Regions from separate parts of the Homo sapiens genome. Here region 2 is linked to region 1. A link is a loop called in an ENCODE intact Hi-C map of the cell type or tissue named here. Cell type or tissue: PC-3. All regions are shown on one strand.

Region 1 (8,000 bases):
TGGGAGGATCACCTGAGGTCGGCAGTTAGAGACCAGCCTGGCCAACATGGTGAAACCCCATCTCTACTAAAAATACAAAAATTAGCCAGTCGTGGTTGTGGGTACCTGTAATCCCAGCTACTAAGGAGGCTGAGGCAGAAGAATCACTAGAACCTGGGAGGCGGAGGTTGCAGTGAGTGGAGATTGCTCCATTGCGCTCCAGCCTGGGTGAGTGAGACTCCATCTAAAAAAAAAAAAAAAGTTGGGGGGAAAGCGATTTTGAGGGTGAGTATGTGAATATTAGAATAAATACATTAATATATCTTCACTAGATCCTGAAGGTTTTTCTAGTTTAGTATAACCTTTTTTTTTTCGAGACAGAATCTCACTCTGTTGCCCAGGCTGGAGTCCAGTGGCACAATCTCAGCTCACTGCAACCTCCACCTCCTGAGTTCCAGCGATTCTCATGCCTCAGCCTCCCAAGTAGCTGGGATTACAGGCATGAGCCACCACACCCTCCTAACTTTTGTATTCTTTTTTTAGTAGAGATGGAGTTTTGCCATGTTGGCGAGGCTGGTCTTGAACTCCTGACCTCAAGTGATCCGCTCACCTCTGCCTCCCAAAGTGCTGGGATTACGGACGTGAGCCACTGCATCATTTTTTTTTTTTTTAAGCAGGGGTGGGACCAGGTGGAATGGGTGATGGAGGAGAGTGATGGTGACAACTTTCCTGTGATGTTGTCCCTCACATCCTCTCCAATGTCCTACCTCTAGCCGCCACATACCAGCCCTTCATCTGCTTTGCTGCCATTGGTGCAGTGCCCTCACCACTCACTGGTCCTACCAATATCAGCTGCTACCTGGAGACACTCCTAGCAGGGCATCTCCTATCTCTATCTCATCCGTCACCACCACCACTGCCTCCAATTGTAACTTAGAGAGAAGACTCCCCCAGGTCTCAGCTATGTCGTGCCGCTTTATCAGATGCAGGGGCATTTCTTCCTCTTCTGCCTGGGATCAGCATGTTCCTTCCCCTGGAGGAAGACTCCTCCAGGTCTTCTCTCTGCTTTGATAGAGTGACAACTAGAAAATCAAATTCTTTAATCCAGACAGAAGCAGTGAGAGGAAAGAGTTAATTTTTCTTTTCCTCTGCCCCCATGAGTTGACCCAGATTTCAGAAGTTGCATGTAGAGACATTGCCCCCTCATGGACTATTCTACGAAGAGACAGTGAGGGGTTGAAAGAACACAGTCTTGGGCTATCATCTTGACTGGGCTGCTTGCATGTCCTCCTTTTCTGGCTCTTCTCTTCTGCAAAACGGGGATCAAAACAATGCACCTCACAGGGTGCTAGGATTAAGTGGGCAGTGGGGTGACACAAAGTGGTTATACGTATTTTGGCTTGGAGACTACAGACCATTTGTGTAAGGATTCCTACCATGTAAGTGGCAGAAGGGGATCTTGAATCCTGGTCTTCTGGCTCCATGGAAAAAATCTTTCTGCTGATTAGCCAAGAAAATGAGTTTCATAGCTCTAAATCAGGACTTGGCACACTTTTTCTTTAAAGGGCCAGGTAATAATTATTTTTTGTTTGGTGGACCATACTGTCTCTGTTACAACTACTCCTGTTGTCATAGACAGTGTGTCAATGAGTGGGTGTGGCTGTGTGCCAATTAAACTTTATAAAATTAGACAATGAGTTGAATTTGGCCTGAGGGTCAAGTTTGCCAACTCTGGCACTAAGTCATAGTCCGTACAGAGCTTTGTCATGTTCTAACTGATGTGTTAAATTCAAGAGGCAGAGTGATGATGACAGTGACAAAAACAATAATAACAATACTACATCAGGCACTTGGCAGAGCACTGTTCCAATTATATCACCCCACTTAATCCTCCTACCAATCTTATGAGGGAGATACAATGACCACTTTTTTTATAGGAGAAACCGAGCCTCAGAAAAGTAAGAGTACCAAGATCCCATAGCTCGTAAGTGGCAGAGCTGGTGTTTGTCACAGGTGTGCTCACGTCAAAGCCCCATGCTCTCTCTCCCACACTGCACTGGGCAAGTTGATTGCCCTTGAGGCCCTTCCTGTTCAGAAATAAAGTATGCTACTCTGTCTCCAGAGGAGGTCCACACTCAAGGTCTTGTCTCTAACTTAAACTCCACACATGCATGAATTGCATTGACCCTAATACTTGCATTCCTGCAGTGGACAGGAACTGAGGCCATAGTCTCAATAGCTTAGCCATTGCCCATTGTTTTGTCTCAATGTCATGGGAGCCCCAGGAAACTTCTCTGAAATCCCTGTATATGATCTCTTCCATCAAGAATCCTTGCTCACCCCTAGCATCTCTTATCACTGTCAGTCCCCTCTGCCTTATTTCTTCCCCGATGACATGAAACCAAAGCCCACCCTGGTCTATGCACTCACCAGTTTCAAGGGATTCCAGGGAAGCCTCCATAGCCATCAAGGGCCCCAGATGATGATGTTTGGATCTTGGGAGGTGAGTTATCATTGTTTCAGGGAGAAAATTATGTCCAACTCCATGAAGAAGCACTTGGCCCTGAAGCATCATGGAGCTGTAACCTTTAGAAACTGCACATAATTAAAATACTTTCAGATCTGATATATTTGAGTTGGATATTAAAGCAAATAGAGTTATCCTCTGCTATGTGAATGATATCATGAGCAGCTTTAGTCTAGGATTGGTTGGCGCCTTGGATAAATCAGTGGGATTTTAGCTGGTGACTGGCCTGTGACTCCAAAGAAAAGTTTAATGATCTAAGTTTTATTAGTTTCAGTTACCTTTAGGCCCAATGAATTTGCTAGTTGATTTGAATGCAACACCTCTGCTGAGTTCTCACTCAGTCTGTCATGTCCCTGGGCTGGAAGCTTAAGGGCAGTTTGGAACTTCCAGTTCCTTTGTGGTATTTCTGAGGATGAGCTCTTGGGTTCAAACCTGAGCTTTAGCACCTAAAAGGGAATTATGGAGACTAAGTGAAATAATACAACTAAATCACATAATCTAGGTCCCACTGGGTAATAGGTGCTTAATAAAAGTTAGCTATTATTTTTAATAATATTATGTGCTCAGAGGTCTTTATCTCCATGGAAACATTTAGGGTAGAGTAGCTCCTTATTTATCCAACAGGGTTTAGCGATTCAAAGACTGCAATAAACTATTTCTTGTGGTCCTTTTCAACTCTAGACTGGCATGGCTTTTAAGATAATTTTTACATTTATCTCAGAAGGGGACATGGTATGGAGCTGGATAGAAGGCTTTAATTTTATAGGAAACTGGGTTCAACTCTAGAGTTCATGATATTTGGTGAACTTTAGCTATATGACTTTGAACAATTTAGTTATCCTTACTTTCCTTATCTGTAAACTATGGATACAAACTCATAAGATTGTGTGGATTAAATGAAGACATAGCTGCAAGATACATACGGTAAATATGTCTGAGCATTGCTCTCATGCTCAGAATACTCTGTGTGCATTATCCCACTTAGTCTTCAAACAACACAATGAGGTACAGTGGGCACTGATATTTACTCACAGTTTTTGCCTGAGAACACTGAAGCTCATGGGGTTGTCACTTGCCCAAAGACACACAGCAGGTCACATCCCACATCTACCTCAATTTGCCATCTGTGAAACAGTTATAATGTGTACTTTCTTCCCTACCACACAGAGTATTTTGAGGATAAATAAGTTCAGATTTGCTCTGAGTCTGATAAAGTTATCTCTACGATCTCTCAGGGCCATGTAAGTTTCTCATTAATCGGAAAAACACCAGGTTCAGCCAGGACTTGACTATCGGTCCATTCATTTGTTCATTCATTCATTTGTCCATTAAACACACATTTAATATTCTTAGAGCAGATCCTGAGCTCAACACTTGGGGATACAGTGACAGATGAGACCCAGGCCCAAACCCCAAAAGCTCCCAGCCTAGTATCGTTTGTCCCCATAGCAGATAAATCGCAAAGAATAATTTTTTAAAACTGGCTTTGCCTTCTTCCCATGGCTACCTTTTTATCCTCCCCTGCTTGGGTTTGGGAATGCAAATCCCATGAAAATTTCTTCAGGAACTGTCCTCTAAGATCAGTCTATGCCACAGCAGATATTCCAGTGCTACAAGTTGGTAGGTTTGGGACAAAACCCTTCTTTATGGCCAAGGAAGTAAAAATACTCTGTTGGCTTCTGAAAAATAATACAGGCTGTGGGGCCAATGAGTACACCCCCTTTGCTTTTCCCAGGGACATGGAGGAGTGATGGGATGTGGATTTTTTATGAGGGGCTGTGGGTGGGATCATGATAGCTCCGGTGGGAAAGGCCTGTGCTGGGAGAATGACCTTGGGAAGGAATGGTCTTGTCAGGGTTAGAGCTGTAGCATTGGACCTGGGTAGGGGTTGGGGTGATGGAGCATTGATGCAGGGATAGGGAGGCGGGGAGGCCCTCCCTGTTTTTTCCAGTTACAGCCTGGCAGGCTATTTTCCCCTCGACCGCCAGAGGGAGCTCTTAAATGCATACTGCCCAGCACAGCGTCCTGCTGCTTCCATTCTAACGCACATCGGGGCTCCCATTGCCTTAAAACAACCCCAACGTTGGTACGGTTTCATTTTCCTCATGGACTCTTATTTCTTGGCTCATTTACTTTCTGATTTCCCCCTGTAGACTCTAAACTCGGGAAACATGGTTATCTCGTTCACCGTATCCCCTTGAAACCATGCCTGGAACAAGATAGGTGCTGTGTCAGTTTCCCATGGCTGCTGTGACAAACGGCCACCAACTCAGCGGCTGAAAACAACACAGATTTATTATCTTACAGTTCTGGAGGTCAGAAGTCCGAAATGGATGCCAATGGGATTAAGATCAGGGTGTCGGCAGAGCTGGTTCCTTCTGGAAGCTCTAGGGGAGAATCCATTCTCGCCTTTTCTAGTTATGTGCCTTGGCTGCTGTCCCCCCTCCTCCTTCAAAACCAGCAGTTGCATCCCTCTGACCTCGGCTTTCATTGTCATGTCCACTTCTCTGACCTCTGACTCTCACCCTCCTCCCTCCATCTTATAAGGGCCCTATGGTGACATTAGTTCCACCCGCGTAATCCAGGGTAACTTCTCCATCTCAAGATCCTTAACTTGATCACGTCTTCAGCATCTCTTTTTGCCAGATAAGATAACATACTCCCAGGTTCCAGGGATCAGGACGTGGGCATCTTTTGGGTGGGAGAGGAGCATTATGCTATTACATCACTTCCCAGGCCTCCTTGGTCCTTCCCAGACAGAGGTAGGTAGGAGGCCTTGGCAGTATAGGATGGGTTGAGCAGGGTGTTGGAGGGAACTCTGGACTAAAAGCATCCAGTTTGTTTCTGTCTGCAGTTTAAATCCCAACTCAGTCACTTATCAGCTCTAGACAATTGCATATTGCTTCTAAGCCTCAATATTCCCATCTGTGAAAGGGAGATGAAATTCACTTCCATTAATTGAGCCACAGCTCAATTAAAAATCCCTGTTCTGGCATTTACTTGCATTTACCTTGGGCAGTCGGGATAACTTTTTAATTTCCTTGTTGAAATGGCACTAATGATCATGGCTGATACGCTATGTGTGTGTATACTCTGTAGTGTTTGTATTAATGGGATAATATATGTCAAGGGTCTGTCTGTTTGACAGTAGTGCTTGGCACACGGTAACACAGCAGACAGCAGATTTACTATATTTTTCTTTCTTTCTTTCTTTCTTTCTTTCTTTTTCTTTCTTTTTTCTTTTCTTTCTTTCTTCTTCTTTTTTTTTTTTTCGGAGTTTGGCTCTTGTTGCCCAGGCTGGAGTGCAATGGCGCGACCTTGGCTCACTGCAACCTCTGCCTCCCAGGTTCAAGTGATTCTCCTGCCTCAGCATCCCGAGTAGCTGGGATTACCGGTGCCCGCCATATACAAAAATAATTTTTTGTATTTTTAGTAGAGACAGGGTTTCACCATGTTGGCCAAGCTGGTCTCGAACTCCTGACCTCAGGTGATCCACCTGCCTTGGCCTCCCAAAGTATTGTGATTACAGGTGTGAGTCACCGCACCCGGCCCTATTTTTCTTATTTCTTATTTTCTTCTTTCTTCTCCTCCTCTTCCTTTCCTTTATCGTCACCCATTTTTACCTGTGTCTCTGTGTATATCCTCACGTATTTTTCCCATGCCTAGCTCATCCGTCAGGGAGCTTTCAAATTCACCAGGTCAGAGCCTGATTTTTCATCAAGAAGCTGTGTGTGGTGTGGATGCTTTGTTAATGTTGGTTCCTGCTGTTGGGCCTTCTGTTTGTCCCTCTGACTGCTAAGGTGATTCCAAAGACCAGGGTTCCTGGCTTTTCCCTCTTCTGTGCAAAGCCCCTTCTGGGCAGATGCATTTCTCAGAAGACATCAACAGCAAGACCTGTGCAAGGGGAGAAGAATCCTCCCTCCTTCCACCTCTTTCTCTTTCTATGCACTAGAAATGAAAATATCTACGGAGAAATGTCTATTATTCTACTCCTGAGACCATAGGCACCAGGGATGCACAAAATTCTGCCTCTGTGTCTGCATGACTTGTTATCAGAAAATTAGAGTAGAAAAGAAGCTTTTGTTCAGCTATGGAGACATCTTAATAGGTGCTTTGATTGTTAAGCAGAAGTTTCTGTATCGGTTTAATTGCTGTAAATGTCGTTTGCCTTCTCTGTTATGATAAGGCCTGGATTTTCATATATTTTTTCCCCTTCCCTTTCAACAGTTTTCCATTGCTTTAAGGCTTGCATTGGCAAGTTTAATAAAATCCAAACGAAGAAAGCAAAGAGAGGATCTCAAAGTTCAAATCTTCTTGCCCACGTAGGAAGCTGTGTGGAGGTTATTATTGCTTGAGACTAATGATGCTGCAGCCACTTAATGCAATTGACAGAATTCACCCCTTCAACCAGATATTGGGAAATGAGACCAAACTACTAAACTTAATTACATCTATTTTTTGAAGGGAGCTGTAATTGAGAATAACTGAATAACTAGGCTATGAACCTAATAGTGAGATGTGCTTATAATAAAAGAGGATTTGTTCTCTGCTGAGTTGAGCCTCAGAAGCACCATCTGGGGGATTTTTGATGGAGAGGTGGTGATAATAAGGGAGGGAGTTGGCTAGACAAGCAGAGAAGCATCTAGATCAGGAATTCTCTACCTTGATGCTATTGACATTTTGGGATGTTTAATTCTTTATTATGGGAGTCTGCCCTGTGCATTATAAGATGTTAAACAGTATCCCTGCTCTCTCCCCACCAGATGCTGGTAACACACACACACGCACACACACACACAGACACACACAGTGTGACAACCAAAAATGTCCCCAGACATTGCCAGATATCCCCTAGGGGGAAGAGCACTCCTCTGGTTGAGAACGGGGGTGCGGGGGCTCCTGGAAGACTTTCAAACAATTGCAGAGTTATTCATTGAGAATCTGCAGGTGCCTGGCTGTGTGGCCTTTAGCAAGTCACTGCACTTCTCTGAGCTCCTTTTGTTTTCCTTTGCACAACGGGAATAATGATAGCCTGACCACACAGAGGGATAGCTTCCAGGTATAAAATGCATAGCATAATCCCTAGCACCTACTGAGTAATCAATAAACTTGATGTTTCTATTATAATAATCTTGGATTCAGCAAACATGTATTAAGTACTTTGCTTCAGGCACGATGCTTTGAGGTGGTGATGGAAAGATGAGATGTGGTTCCTGCTCTTGCAGAGGTGGAAAATGTATGTGGACCTGTTGGTACAATCTTATTCTTCACCCGTGGCAGACATTGCTAATCAGTTTCAGTGCCCTTTCCTGTTGAGCCTCAGAATCCATTTTAACACACTTCTTTGGGCAGCCACTACTAGTGGCCCCTGAAATGAAACCCATTTAGCACTCCTAGTTTTGTAGATTTCCTTGTGAGGACGCTAACCCTTCCTCTCCAGCGCCATCCTCCCATTCCCACCCACCCCTCGCACTGGAGAAAGCACCTTAAGGAG
Region 2 (8,000 bases), 270 kb before region 1:
TGCCAGTGAAACCAAGAGTCCTCTCTCGAGGCGCTCCCTGCTTCCTACTTGAAGAGGCTTCCTGTCTTTTTTAGACCTTGTCCGCAGGGACAAGAATCTCACCCAGCCCCACCAGATCTAAGAATCCCAAGTTAGAGGCAGCATCACCCCGCTCCATTCCTCCAGGCCCCCACCCCACCCCATCTTGCATATGCACATCAGACCACGCGCAATCTCGTATTTCCTTATTTCATTCCCAGTATGGCCAGATGAGTTTCTTGCAAATATCCTTAGAATGAATGGTCCTGTATAAGGACAGACAGTGTTGTATTTGCATGGCTCAGGGCATTTCTTTTGGAGGCTTCAGAGTCATTTATATATCAAGTGCCACTTGTGGGGGCAAATAAGGTAGAAACGATTCGATTCTAGACCAGGGGTTGAAAACTGGTGGCCCTCAAGCTGGTTCTGATATGCAGACATGTTGTTGTTGTTTGGTTAATATGATGTCAGGACATTTATTTTGAGCCAATACTTAAAAACCGAAAGAGTCTGTCTAAAAAACCCAGAGATCTCTGGCTTCACTTACAAAATCAGAAATGTTGACCATGCTGAACTGAGCTCCTGTCTGGCAGCGATTTGCTCATTTACATTTACCTGACCTGCAGGTACCTGAGTTTTGGCTCTTGCCTTAGTCACTGAGCATCTTGAGTCCAGGGACCCAGGGAGTGGGCGGGAGAAGACGTGGGGTTTCTGCTCTTTGTCTGCAGTTCAGGTATGTGTCCACCAGAGGTCCCCTTTCTGTGAAGTGACTGAAGTATGGAGAAAGCTCCACAGTAAAACAGCTGGGTTTGAATCCTGGCTCCACCAATGACTTGCTGTGTGACCTTAGGCAAGTGGTCTAACCTCTCTGAATTTTACTGTCCTAGTCTGTAAGTGGTGATGATAAAAGTGCCTACTTTCAGTAGTTTTTGTGATAATAAAAGGAAATCTATCAAAAACCTTAAAACAGTGTTCCATCCATTTCAGCTATTATTATTACTATTATTTTATCAAACAGAGGTGTGTCTGCCCTTTTGGCCCAGGTTTGTTAAGGGTTTCTCCATTTTTGATGTTATAAAAATGTTACTTTTATGATTTTTTTCTGAACTTAAGCTTTAGAGTAAATTGAAATATATACATATATAAATCATAAGATTAAAATGCACAAGTGAATCCTGAAGCAAAGAGGAGAATCCTTTTATGTTATGAATCACCCCCTTCAAACATGAGTCATTCTGTACCTTCAGATCCTGGACTGGGTGCAGTGGCTCAAGTCCGTAATCTCAGCACTTTTGGAAACCGAGGTGGGAGGATCACTTGAGGCCAGGAATTCGAGACCAGCCTGGGCAACATAGTGAGATCCTATCTCTACAAAAAAATTTAAAAATTAGCCAGGCATGTTGGTGCATGCCTGTAGTCCCAGCTACTCAGGAGACTGAGGTGGGAGGGTCGCTTGAACCCAGGAGTTTGAGGCTGCAGTGAGATATGATGGCCTCACTGCACCCCAGCCTGGTGACAGAGGGAGACCCTGTCTCTATTTAAGAAAAACAACAACCAGAAATAAACAGATCCGTGGTCATCACCTTTCTTAAAGGGGCTCACCAGCAATGTGTCCCTATTTGAGAAAGCCTCTAAGTGACTCCACTATTCTTCTCTCTCTGCCCCCTGCCTGCCTGGGTGAGTTGAAAAGGCACCATAGCTCATATTTTTGAAGATAATTTTTTGTACTGAGACAGTTTTCTTCTTTCTGGCTATCAGTTTAATGTGGGAGCTGTATCTTGTTGTAATACACAAACATGACCACAAGAGGGTAGATGTATTCCGCAATACTGCCCTAGAAACACCATCCGTAGGCTATTTCACCCTTATTTACTTTCGGAGGCTGAGGTGGGCAGATCACCTGAGGTCAGGAGTTTGAGACCAGCCTGGCCAACATGGTGAAACCCTGTCTCTACTAAAAATACAAAAATTAGCCAGGCGTGGTGGTGAGTGGCTGTAATCCTAGCTACTTAGGAGGCTGAGGCAGGAGAATCGCTTGAACCCGGGAGGTGGATGTTGCAGTGAGCCGAGATCGCGCCATTGCACTCCAGCCTGGGAAACAAGAGCGAGACTGTCTCAAAACAAACAAACAAATAAACAAAAAACAAAAAAAGGCAAAAAACCCTTAAGTAATAACAATATATGTTAAAATGTTGAGTAGTAAGTGCTATAAAAGAAGACTCATATATACATACAGATACTGATGCATAAATATAGAAGCTTGACAAATTTTGAGGTGTGTCCATATGATGGTCTAGGGAGACACTGTTTTGGGAACATGGGGTGGCGGTGAAAGTTCACCTGCCCAACACGTTAAGTTGGGAATCCTACCTTTTCTAGGTCCCTTTCCCCCACTCCACGCTATACTCCAGTGTTTCTGCTTTGCCTTAGGATGCAAAGCCATGCCCCATGGGGCTCAAAAACAAACCTAGTTTCATTTCCAGCACGGGGCATGGACTTTCAGCCCCTTTTCCATTAGGGTTTCTGAAGACCAGTGTGAGCCCTAGACCCTGCAGCCAGAGAAGAGAGGAAGCAGAGAGAGAGTGGGACCCAGCCACCAGCACACCTGCCTTGTCCTGTGCTTGCTCTGAGTTTGTGCTGGGATTTTAGATGAGTCCCTGCAGAGTGGGAGGCACTGAGAGCCAAGCAAACATGAAAAAATGGGGCCCTGCCTTATAAACATTCGAGAGACAGGCACAGTGTTGACGCCAGACAGGGTAGTAATTATAATAGCACTAAGCACCTGCGCTACCTTGCCAAGTATGGACACTTAGGAGTCCCACTTTACAGATGAGCAAAGTGAGGCCCAGAGAGGTTGAGCGACTGGTCAGAGGTTATCTAGATAATGAGTGGCAAACCCGAGATTCGGAGACCCCACTGTCATGCAAAGCGTTTACACTGCGGAGTGTTCTCCTCTAGGCACCACTACAGGGCAGCGTGGAGGCAGAGATGCTGTTCCTGCCCCACGGTTGACAATCCTTCTCCCCTCCTCTAGGAAATCTCCCCCGGCCAGCTGAGCCTGGAGGACCTCTTGGAGATGACGGATGAACAGGTGTGCGAGACTGTGGAGAAATACGGAGCCAACCGGGAGGAGTGTGCCCGCCTCAACGCCTCCCTCTCCTGCCTCAGGAATGTCCACATGTCAGGTGAGCAGGCCCCGGGGTCGGGGATGTGGAGACTTGTCCCCAGCACAGCTGCCGCGGTCCCTCGGCATCCCGTGCCCGCCACTGCAGGCCAGGACGAGACAGAGTCAACCCTGGGGGGCAAATCCGAAACGCAGGAAGAGGCAGCGTGGACCTGGGATTTGGAGGCCGGAAGACACCAGCAAGGGCAGCTCTTGGATTTGAACTCTTGCCCCAGGAAGACCCGCTGAGGTTTAGGGTATCTGGTTCTGGATAATTAGGGTCCAGATATGAAAATATTGAGTGTGAATAGGAGACCAGGGTCTTTTTACTTTAGACATTCTGACGTGGCTTTGCATTTTGGGTCAATGTCTAGCTTCTAATTTTTTTTTTAACAGAAGTAATTTGCATTAATTGTAACATAAACCAGAAAATAGATTTTAAAAAAATCACCCTAAGCTCCACCCTCTAGGTAACTGCTCTTGTCATTTTGGTATAATTTTTCCTGACAAATGGATATATGTATACTTTAAAAAATAGAATTATCCACACATATTGCTTAAATTTTTTTTTTTTTCACCTAATAAAATAACCTCTGTGACTTGTTCTATCAGTTTGGGGGCCAAATATATTGTCATCCCTCCTGGATCTTTTCCATTAATTGCTCAGATACCTGTTTGTCTTTATTAGCAGAACATCAGATATCATCTTCCTGAGGCTTCCTGCTTCTCTTTAGCCTCATGATTTTTCTGCAAATTCTGGGGCCTTTCTGTCCCAAGGGATCCGCTCTGCACATGCCAGCCACGGAGAAGTGTTAGTGGCCATCAGCACGGTTGTTGCAGTTCCCACCACAAGGTGTCACTGTTGAGCATCAGTCTGGCAGAGTCAGGTGGAGGCTCACAGATGCCCTTGCTTGATTCAACCTGCTCTATTCAACAAGCATTTGTTGAATATTGTTCTAGGCCTGGAGAAGTCTTCTAATCTGAGTGGCTATGGGGTGCCAGCAGGGCTGAGAAGGCAGCGGTGAACAAAACAGAACATACTTGAAACAGGTCATCGGCCCAGTCCTCCATGCGTGCCCTTTTGTATTTTTTCTTGCTGGCAGATCCTGATTCAGGTACAGTCAGCATCAAAAGGGACCATGCGGCCGGGCACACTGGCTCACGCCTGTAATCCCAGCACTTTGGGAGGCCAAGGCAGGAGGATCTCTTGTGCTCAGGAATTCCAGACCAGCCTGGGCAACATGGCGAAACCCCGTCTCTACAAAAAATACAAAAAAATGTGCCATGTGTGGTGGCACACGCCTGTAGTCCCAGCTACTCGGGAGGCTGAGGCTGGTGGATCACTTGAGCCCAGGACATTGATTGAGGCTGCAGTGAGCTATGATCACACTGCTGCACTCCAGCCTGGGTGACAGAGCAAGATCCTGTCTCAAAAATAAAATGGGGGGCAGACCATGCACTGGGGGCTGTCTTATGTGTTGAAGGATGTTTGGTTAGAAGCATCCTTGACCTCTGCCCATGAGATACCAGTAACATCCCCCAACTCAAAGTCATGACACATGGAAATATCCCCAGATATTTCAAAATGTTCCCAGGGAGGCAAAATCACTCCTGGCTGACGAGCTGTAAAGGTCATGTTACTCTTTACCTCTAGCACAATGGTGTTGACTCACCCAACATGAGTGTGGCTGACAGGGAGGGGCCTCTCAGTCACTCAGTACATACAAAATCTGCTCCAAAGGTGACTTTCTCTCTTTACCCACAGTGAGAAGCAGATGGCAGTTTTCTCTCTTTAAAAAAAAATTGCAGGCTAGGCATGGTGGCTCACACCTGTAATCCCAGCACTTTGGGAGGCCAAGGTGGGAGAATTGCTTGAACCCAGGAGTTTGAGACCAGCCTGGGCAACATAAAGAGACTCTACCTCTACCAAAAAAAGAAAATTAGCTGGGTGTGGTGGCATGCGCCTGTAGTCCTAGCTACTTGGGAGGCTGAAGTGGGAGGATTGCTTGAGTCCTGGAGGTCAAGTCTGCAGCAAGCTGAGATAGTACCACTGAACTCCAGCCTGGCCCACAGAGTGAGGTCCTGTCTTAAAAAAAATTGCACCAAATTACAGTGTTGTCATAAACATCTTCCTTTGTCAATAAATGCATTCACTTCTTATTTTTAATACCTGAATACTAACAATTTATTCAACCAATCTCCTATTTTTGGAAATATCCATATTTTTCCTATCATAAGCAACGCTGCTGTGAATACCCCTGAGTGTTATCTTTGGGGACCCCCGTGGCTATTTCTTTACAGTGAATTCATAGGAGAGGGGTCTTGCAGTGGAACATTTGCATATTTTGGCCGGACGTGGTGGCTCACACCTATAATCCCAGCACTTTAGGAGGCCGAGGCCGGTGGATCACCTGAGGTCAGGAGTTTGAGACCAGCCTGACCAACATAGTGAAACCCCATCTCTACTAAAAATACAAAAATTTAGCTGGGCTTGGTGGCGCATGCCTGTAATCCCAGCTATTTGGGAGGCTGAGGCAGGAGAATCTCTTGAACCTGGGAGGTGGAGGTTGCAGTGAGCTGAGATTGTGCCACTGCACTGCAGCCTGGGTGACAGCGAGACTCCATTTCAAAAACAAAAAACAACAACAAAAAACCCATATTTTAAAAATTATGGTGAACATTGTCATATATCTTTCCAGAAAGTTTGTACCAATTTATGCCGGCACAATGCCTGACAGTGAGCGTTTGAGGTTAGGTTTTTAATTGCTTTTCAGAATTCATGTTGTCTCATCCGGGAGGCACTACTGAGTTTGGCAGCATCCTTAAAAGTAGAGTGAGATTCCAGTTTCCATGAGAGAGGCATTTATGTCAGCCTTATGGGAAAGAATAGTTATTTTTTTGTGACATTCTAGGCTGTGCGAGACCATGGGGAAGAATAGTCATTTTTTTGTGACATTCTAGGCTGTGCGAGACCATGAAAGTTCTGGTGCTCCGATTTTTATTTATTTATTTATTTATTTTGAGACAGAGTCTTACTCTTGTCACCCAGGCTGGAGTGCAGTGGTGCGACCTCGGCTCATTGTAACCTCCACCTCCTGGGTTCAAACAGTTCTCCTGCCTTAGCCTCCCGAGTAACTGGGACTACAGGTGCATGCCACCACGCCCAGCTAGTTTTTTTTTTTGTATTTTAGTAGAGACGAGGTTTCACCGTGTTGCCCAGGCTGGTCTTGACCTCCTGAGCTCAGGCAATCCGCCTGCCTTGGCCTCCCAGAGTGCTAGGATTACAAGTGTGAGCCATCACACCTGGCCCTGTCCTCTGATCTTTTTAAAAATTTTTTTGATCCAGATGGACAGTACAATTTATATTGTGACCCCCCCCACACACATAGGTACACATACATGCACACACACAGCTACACATACACATACACAATTATAGCATGTTTCATGAAACAATACTCCTCCTTCTTATGCATGATGAAGATGTTGTAAATTCATTCCTGTTCTATTCTATATCATTTAGTAGATGCTAGTAATAGCCACTTTCTTTTTTTTTTTTTTAAGATGGAGTCTCTCTGTCGCCCAGGCTGCAGTGCAGTGGCATGATCTCGGCTCACTGCAAACTCCACTTCCTGGATTCAAGTGATTCCCTTGCCTCAGCCTCCTGAGTAGCTGGGACAACAGGCATGCGCCACCATGCTGCTCTAATTTTTGTATTTTTAGTAGAGGCGGGGTTTCCCTATGTTGGCTAGGCTGGTCTCAAACTCCTGACCTCAGGTGATCCATCCGGCTCGACCTCCCAAAGTGCTGGGATTACAGGTATGAGCCACCGTGCCTGGCCTGCCTCTATTTTTTGTTTTTTGAGACAGGGTCTTGCTTTGTCACCCAGGTTGGAGTACAGTGGTGTGATGTGATCACAGCTCACTGCAGCCTCGACCTTCTGGGCTCAAGCAACTGTCCCACCTCAGCCTCCCCAGTAGCTGGGACTACAGGTGCATACCACCACACCTGTCTAATTTTCGTGGAGACTAGGTTTCGCCTTGTCATTGCCCAGTTTGGTCTCGAAATCCTGGGTTCAAGCAGTCCTCCTGCCTCGGCCTCCTAAAGTGCTGGGATCACAGGCATGTGTCCCCATGCTTGGTCAAGCAGCACTTTTCATTACACACCTCACTATGGTTTGAACCTACACTGATCCCCTACCTCCACATAGGCCTCCCTCTGGACTCTTCCCAGGCTGCTAAGACTCAGTCTTCTATGTCCTGCCTCAGATGCCAGCCTTAGGGCCACTGGGACCTTGAAAGCAATGACCAAGTGCTCCATTTTAACCCATTCCTACAGCACTTAGCACTGAAGTCAGCTCAACTCAGACTTCTTAGTAAAGAATTGTGTACCCAGTTCTGATCCTTAACACTGTACTTCACGTATGCTGTTCCTGCAGGTGATGGTGCCACTTAAAAACATTTTAATGCTTACCTGTTTTGGGGAGCAATTTGTTTTTAAATGAATGCCTCTCTTTTCCACTAGACTGTAAGCTGCAAAAGGGCAGGGATCATACTTGTTTCTGCTCACTATTCAATTCCCAGGAAGATCAATATCTAGCACATAGTAATGGTTCAATACATGTGTATTTTTTTTTTTTTTGAGATGGGGTCTTGCTTTGTTGCCCAGCCTGGAGTGTAGTGGCGCAATCTTGGCTCACTGCAGCCTCTACCTCCTGGGGTCAAGCGATCCCCCCACTCAGCCTCCTGGGTAGCTAGGACTACAGGCGTGTGCCACCATGCCTGGCAAACTTTTCTGTATTTTTTGTAGAGATAGAGTT

Evidence for each region. Peaks named below come from ENCODE experiments on the same cell type or tissue, not always from the same donor. Only the 100,000 strongest peaks of a DNase experiment are listed, where the experiment ranks them.
Region 2: it touches region 1 in a loop (6-fold over the local background); 2 of 110 quality-filtered maps call a loop at or near these places.

Annotation. Positions count from the first base shown.
Region 1 is chr12:117,584,362-117,592,361 of GRCh38, reverse strand. The region is part of intron 5 of KSR2 (kinase suppressor of ras 2); the gene reads left to right. Among named protein-coding and RNA genes, the nearest start is that of NOS1, 230 kb to the right of the region's middle. In PC-3, CTCF peaks have their summits at 1,212, 4,297 and 4,501 (motif pointing right); a DNase peak (open chromatin) is centred at 4,491.
Region 2 is chr12:117,850,631-117,858,630 of GRCh38, reverse strand. It overlaps KSR2 (kinase suppressor of ras 2), which reads left to right. Exons shown (of 20, transcript NM_173598.6): 3 at 3,053-3,203. Among named protein-coding and RNA genes, the nearest start is that of KSR2, 110 kb to the left of the region's middle. In PC-3, CTCF peaks have their summits at 560, 766 (motif pointing right), 1,814 (motif pointing right) and 4,030 (motif pointing right); DNase peaks (open chromatin) are centred at 740, 1,260, 4,040 and 4,850; H3K27ac peaks cover 3,698 bases.